Linked DNA regions of Homo sapiens: region 1 is linked to region 2. Evidence: chromatin contacts called from ENCODE Hi-C or POLR2A ChIA-PET data. All regions are on one chromosome and are shown on one strand. The core of a region is the stretch at or near the end of the contact, and the rest is flanking DNA. Distances in the headings are between cores, read along the strand shown. Region 1 overlaps STXBP4 (syntaxin binding protein 4). Region 2 has its middle 27 kb from the start of HLF.

Evidence for each region. A loop is a pair of places that touch in the nucleus more often than their neighbours do. ChIA-PET counts read pairs that join two places held with the same protein, here RNA polymerase II (POLR2A). Pooled maps may share reads with other maps.
Region 1: a map of CD4-positive, alpha-beta memory T cell shows a loop between it and region 2 (7-fold over the local background). The contact joins two enhancer-like sites. A Hi-C loop is called at or near these places in 2 of 168 maps with a recorded cell type or tissue (CD4-positive, alpha-beta memory T cell and posterior cingulate gyrus), 5 of 37 single-sample maps with no recorded cell type and 17 of 50 pooled maps. POLR2A ChIA-PET finds 5 or more read pairs at or near these places in 4 of 52 experiments (CD4-positive, alpha-beta T cell, CD4-positive, alpha-beta memory T cell, MCF 10A and 1 more).

Annotation. Positions count from the first base shown.
Region 1 is chr17:55,088,886-55,092,149 of GRCh38, forward strand. The region is part of intron 16 of STXBP4 (syntaxin binding protein 4); the gene reads left to right. LOC107985002 (a long non-coding RNA gene) reads left to right here. Exons shown (of 2, transcript XR_001752943.2): 1 at 1-3,264. Among named protein-coding and RNA genes, the nearest start is that of STXBP4, 120 kb to the left of the region's middle. RefSeq lists an enhancer at 1,259-1,358. Within about 2 kb of position 1,531, at least 3 of the 41 ENCODE cell types and tissues checked have a DNase peak (open chromatin) inside an H3K27ac peak, as active enhancers do.
Region 2 is chr17:55,236,287-55,239,778 of GRCh38, forward strand. No RefSeq gene overlaps it. Among named protein-coding and RNA genes, the nearest start is that of HLF, 27 kb to the right of the region's middle. RefSeq lists a silencer at 1,917-2,386. Within about 2 kb of position 2,170, at least 27 of the 41 ENCODE cell types and tissues checked have a DNase peak (open chromatin) inside an H3K27ac peak, as active enhancers do.

The DNA of each region.
Region 1 (3,264 bases), core at 281-2,780, 150 kb before region 2:
AGCCTCACCAGAATACCTCTAACAGTAGAGAAGTGTGTAAATCATAGAGGCAGCCTGGAAGGAAGCAGCAGTTTGAATACATGTAAACAATGCTCCACAGAATCTCTGATGTTCCTTAGAGATGCTCCACAGAGCACCCCAATTGTTCATCCAATTTCATTGGCCAAATTGCTTAATTTCTAGGTCTGTTTTTGCATATAAAAAGTGGATCTCATAATATCAAAGTGGCAGGATTGAAAGATTAAATGTAGTACATATGAAATTCCCAAAAGAGCCTCTGGTAGGGTAAGATGTTCCCTGTATGGATGTTGTTGTTGTTGTTGCTGCTGCTGCCACTGCCATGACTACTGCTGGTGCCACATTATTGTTATTTAAAGTAATTAATTTAATTTTACTTTCTCGCTGTGGTAGGTATTAAATTATTATTGTCTAAAGCTTCTTTCAACTTGGATACATTTGAAAATATGGTAGATGAGAGCTTTTCATAATATGTATCATTTAATGTTATTATTGATGTTGTGTTAGAATGTAATTGTCACCGGAAACTGTGGCTAAATGTCTTAATCAGCATCTTATCTTTCAGTTGTTTATTGCTAACTGTGAGGAAACTTTTGTCTGTTCTGTCATTATTCACAGTGAAAACAGTCTGAAAACAGAATAGGCATTTTTAATCAGTATTGGAACCCCTGGAGATGCTTCTATTGATCTCCTTATATTTACATGTTCTATATCATTATAATGCCTTTGTGTAGTTTCTATTTGAAATAAAATAGTTTTGAACTACATGTTCAGAACTGCAATTTCTGTTTAACTGACATATAGATTGACAAAATGATTATGTAACAAAAGCATAAAGAGGCAGTTCTATCTTTAGAAATGCATAATAAGAAAAAATCTGGCCAGGTAACCCATATGAGGTCTTTAATAAAAAGAGAATATATTGACTTCTTGTTAAATTGACAGCATAAGCACAGGCCTTTAACTACCTTCCTTCAGGCCTCATGGAAATGATAACTAGAATACAAAATAGGGCAAAAATCTTCAAAAGCACTAGCTGTTACAGGTGAATCCTAAAATCTTTTTAATATAGGAGAGATAGGACCACATGGATGGAAAGCAGGAAGGGCCAACCTGTTACTCCCACTGCTAAACAACAGTAACGATTGTGGGAATAACTGACTGGCAGGAACCCTGGCAGGAGGACACTCTTAATATGTTCTGATTTGAAGGAGTAATGAATAAAGTCAAAGACAGGCTGGGGGTAGGGGGCAGACGATCTCTTTTCACTCTTTTTTATCTTAGTGAGTCAGTGGCATTTGTTGAAATCCTCAGGTTCACACAGATTATTTGTCAAGCAGAAGGACAACTGGGGCTTGATCCTTTAGAAAGTGGAGACACACTTTAGATCTGACAGACACTGGGGCATACAGGAAGCTTTAAATGTAAGAGGAGTTGGCACGACAGCTTCAGCACCAAAAGCCACATCACTCTGCGCAGCCACCTCTTGTTCTAAGTCACTTTTCACCCCACTCAGACTGCTGAGTCATCCTTAAACTCACAATGCAAAGGTACATTTCACCCAGAGGTTTGAGAGGGTAATTCCAACAACAATTTGGTCAAATTTTAGGGCAATCAAAGGGTCTACACATTCTTTAAAAGGTCAAAAACCAGTTCTGAGTAGAGAGCTCTCTAAATTCAAGCTTTTATGAATAAAAATGTATAACATATATAATGTGTATATATACACACACATCTCATTCAGGCTATTCTAGCTCTTATAAACAAATGCATACATATACATATAAATATATGATTGTGAAAAGGTCCACAAATAAAGCCAGGAAATACAGCTCTCAAGATTCATAGTGGACTTCAGGATCAAGATAGAAGAGGGATCTCATGCTAAAACCTTCCCATTCTGCTCTTACACATAGAAATGACATTTTAAATTGTGTGTGTGTGTGTGTGTCTGTGTGTGTGTGTGTGTGTGTGTGTGTGTGTGTGTGTGTTTAGATAAAAAACAAGAAAGGAATATCACCCTGCATCAGAAACAATATGAAACTATCATGATAAGTAGGATTTTAAGCTTCAGAGATTTCACAGAATTGAGATCAGCAATTGGAGCTAAGGTTTCTACACCCAAGAGGCCCTAAATGATGCCTAAGCAAAGGAAGCAAGGAGCGGGAATCCTTCTGTAGAGAATATACTTTATTTTCTTAAATTGCTCATGTATTAGGCATTTTAAAAAATCCCTCCAGTTTATGAGCCATCTGGGCCTGCCACTAATTAAAGTTGAAAGTAAACATTTCATCCACTACAGGTGGGGAATATAAATTGGCATGACATCCTTGGGAATCCGTTTTGCAGTATATATCAAGAGCTTTTTAAATATCCATTTGGAAGGTTTTTTTGAAAGTTAAAATGTTTTTAATGGTCATATATTCTCACTCAATAATCCCACCTGTTACTATTTTTTTTGCAAAAAAGATGTGTATAAGTATATACATGTATTTTTATTACTGCATTTCTTATACAGATTGAACATCCCAAATCTGAAATCCCAAATTTGAAATGCCCCAAAATCCAAAACTTTTGAGTGCAGATATGGCCCCAGAAGTGGAAAATTTCACACCTGACCTCATGTGATGGGTGGTAGTCAAAACACAGGAGCATAACACAGTTTATTCAGCGTCCCCAAGAGAAAAAAAACTAACAAAACAAAACAAAACACCCTCCCAGCCCACTTCAGCTTTGATATATTTTTTTCTGAGCAAGCATGATGGTGATGCCAAACAACCACAGATTGTCCACATGGGTGACCAGAATAGTGACACCTTTACTTTCTGATGGTTCAATGATCACAAGTTTGGTTCACGCACAGAATTGTGACCAGAATAGTGACACCTTTACTTTCTGATGGTTCAATGATCACAAATTTGGTTCACGCACAGAATTGTTACAAATATTCTATAAAAGCTGTGTAAAAGGTGCTTATGAAACAAATGAATTGTATGTTGTAGTCTTGGGTCCCATTCCTAAGGTACCTCATTATGTATATGCAAGTATTCCAAAATCCAAAATACTTCTGGTCCAAGCATCTCAGATAAGGGTACTCAACCTGTAATATCAAAAATATGGATGTTACCATTATTCTAACGGAAGTAACTCAGGAATGGAAAGCCAAACATCATTATCTTTTCACTTATAAGTGGGAGCTAAGATATGAGGACGCAAAGACTAAGAATGACACAATGGACTCTGGGG
Region 2 (3,492 bases), core at 920-3,419:
AATTCTGCCATAATGGTATCACTGATTTCTCATTATAACTCAAGTAGTTTTGCTAGATTGGAGATAGACTTTTCTGATGTGTTCATGCTCTTACTCCATCACTGGGAAGGTATACAGTAGAGGGAAAATGCAAGTATACTGCCTACATAATCTTCAGGAAGTCAAGAGCTATCACTTCATCCAGTTTGCCACACCAGAAAGAGGGAAATAATAGCGGTGGGAGTGACAGTAATGATTAAGAGGCATTGTGGTCACTTCACACCATCCATAGGCTGTCTTTTTTTTTTTTTTCTTTAGCTCCCCTCAAAGCACATGGACTAATAGAGTAACACAAACGAATTGGCATAATTCCTTCTCCTGCTATTGTTACTAGTTCAAGTGTGGGCACTTGCCCCAACTTGAGGCCAAGAGTATAGGGAGGATGTTTACTTGCTGCTTCTGGGAAGAAGCACTTTTACTAAATGAGACTTTCCCAAAGCTTTACTTTTTTTTTTTTTTTTTTTTTCTTTTTGAGGCAGGTTCTCACACTATCCCCAAGGCTGGAGTGCAGTTGGGATCTCAGCTCACTGCAACCTCCGCCTCCCAGGCTCAAGTGATTTTCGTGCCTCAGCCTCCTGAGTAGCCGGGACTGCAGGCGTGAGCCACCACGCCTGGCTAATTTTTGTATTTTTTAGTAGAGACGGAGTTACACCATGTTGCCCAGGCTGGTCTCGAACTCCTGAGCTCAGGCAGTCTGCCCGCCTCAGGCTCCCTAAGTGCTAGGATTACAGGCGTGAGCAACCGCTCCCGGCCTCCCAAAGCTTTAGATGAAGCTGACACTATGGAAACCTTGGCAGAAGATTAGAAAGAAACAAGTTCCTGATGGCATTGTTTAGCAGGCAAATCGATGTATCCCTGAAATCCAACATCCAATCTGAAGTTAAATGAGCTTTACCGTTCAAGCCACTTAGAGTTGGACTTTTAGTTAACTTGCAACCGAATATAACCGGCACATATGTACTAACCACAGTGATAATAATATCTGCACTACAAACTCACAATCGGGAGAGTAAAAGCTAATCACATATGTGAAACTGCTGTGTCAGCTTTATTATGCAAGTATTTGTTGCTGAGAGCCTCTTGGTTAAGATACTTTCCCTCAAGAGACAGAACTTGAAAAGAATCTTAAAGATGTGGAGGGCTTCGGTTGTTCATATCGGGATTTTAAAAAACGTCTCAACTGTGTATCAGAAAGCTTAAGACATTAAGATTCAAGCTGAACAGAACAGGAAATGCGGCAGATACTGTACATGACAAACTTTCTAGGAGGAAATGATTTACATAAAAGCTGGTGCCCAGCACAGGGTAAGTGCTAAATAACTGTTTTTAAATGTTATTTGGAAAAAAAAAAAAAAAGATTAATCATCCATGGTACAAAATTTAAAAGTTACATAAGTATGGAGTCTCGCGTCTTCCCTGACCCCCACCCCCAGTCATCCAATATATTTTTCCAGAACTAGTCTGATCATAACATATATACATATATAATTTTTTTCCTCACAAATGTCAGCATCCCAGACACTGTTCTGCATCATTTTTTTTTACAAATCACATAATGTATCTTGAAGGTCTTTCCATATCAGTGTCTAGAGAGCAGAGTCTATTTGTTTTTAAGAGCTGCAGACAACTTCAAGTGTGGCCCAACCATAATTTACGTTTCTATGAATTTAACCGGTGTTATCGTTGGACATTTTGACTGTTTCTGGCCGTTTGTGATGTCCAACAATGATGTAATGATTATCCTTGCAGGGACTTCACTTCGCAGGAGCAGAAGCCCATTTGCAGGATAAATTCTGAGTTGCGGAACTAGTGATTTACAGGGCAGAGGTGCAGTCTTTGTCTTAATTTCTGAATTCACGAATGTTGAATGTGATGAATTCGTGGGAAGCCCCGCAGGGAGCCTAAGCAGCTCTCCAGAGGCTGTGGTTGTCACGGATGATGATTGCGGGACCCGCAGACTGAGTCTCCAAGCGCTCCGCCCCGCCGCGCCCCTCTCCGCGGGTCCCACCGCGGACCCGCCCCTGCGCGCCCCGGGCCAGGAGCCCCTAGCTGCAGGACCAGGCACGTGCGATTCCACGTGAGCCTCCCGGCCGGAGCGCAGATGGGAAGTGCGCATGCGCCTACCGCCTGGAAAGTAGGTCAGACTCCTCCTCTCACGTGACCTGCTCCCCTTAGCTACCCTCGGCGCCTCCCCGCCGGGGCGCAGCCGGGATGCGCTCGGCAGCCAACGTGACGGGGCTGGGCGCGGGCGGCTCCGCGAGCGCCCAGCGCCCGCGAGGATTTGCCGGTTCTCCTCACACCCGAGCGCTCCGCTCAGAAGTCGGGCGGGCAAAAGGGAGCGCCTCGGGAAGTATCTGGGAGCCGGGCTGGAAATGAATGGGGCCCGGAAGCGAGCTCAAATCGCTGACACCTGGCACCGGGCTGCGTCCACTTTCATGCTTCCTAAGGCAGTTCTGCCTGCAAGAAGGGAACGCGCATCGCCTTTCAGTAGATCACACCGATCGTTTGCACGTTTGCATTCTCAATTTCTGCACTATATAGGGCAACTCAGACATGAAAACAATCTTTGTAAGAAGAAGTGGAATGCTAATGGTTCCTGGAGTTTTGCAGGAATATTCCACCGGCCCCATTTCTAATCTCCCACTCACTCCCTCCCCAAAGACACTCCTACTAGAAAGCTTATCGGTAGATTTCTCACCTTCCACAAGAGACTTCAGGGGCGCTGCTGCTGCTGCTGCTGCTGCTGCTGCTGCTGGAGGCTGGAGGGGGTTGGGAGCAGGGAACGAAGGCAGGTCTGAATTAGCTGAAGCTAAATTCTATATATCAGAAATAATTTTATTTATTGCCCCATTGCTTTCTGATTTTTAACTTGTTGCACAAATGACAGACTCTGCCTCAGTGAGTTGCAATCCAGTGGAGGGCACTAACAGGCAAAATCATGGGTTACAATGCAGTGGGCTATACATGTTTTAATAGAGGTGTGCCCAGGTGTTATATAAGCACAGTGGTGGGTACCCTGAGTCTTGAAGACTAAGTGGGAGTTAGCTGGCAGAGAAATAAGGCAGAGGGGGTGGAAAGTGTTCCAAACAAAGGGAATAACTAATAGTTACATAATATTTTCCTCTAAGAAGTTTTTACTATAATTGTCTTAGTCATGCATATGGTTAGAATATGTATTGTTTACATTTATATTATTCTAAGACAGTCTTGAATGAACATTGTTGTGCATGAGGCTTCCCCCCTCCACTTTTAATAACCCCTAGGAGTGGGATTGCTATATAAAAGACACAAATATTTTGTAACTTTTGATAAAGTATTGCCAAATTATTTTCAAAAATATGTTGTACTCATTTGTACCAATATTTAGCCTTCAGTCAGTAAATTGCCCGTTATTTCAAATCAATGAAGCCTTATGACATTAACACTTGATTCATTAGAATATGCCAGAAATCA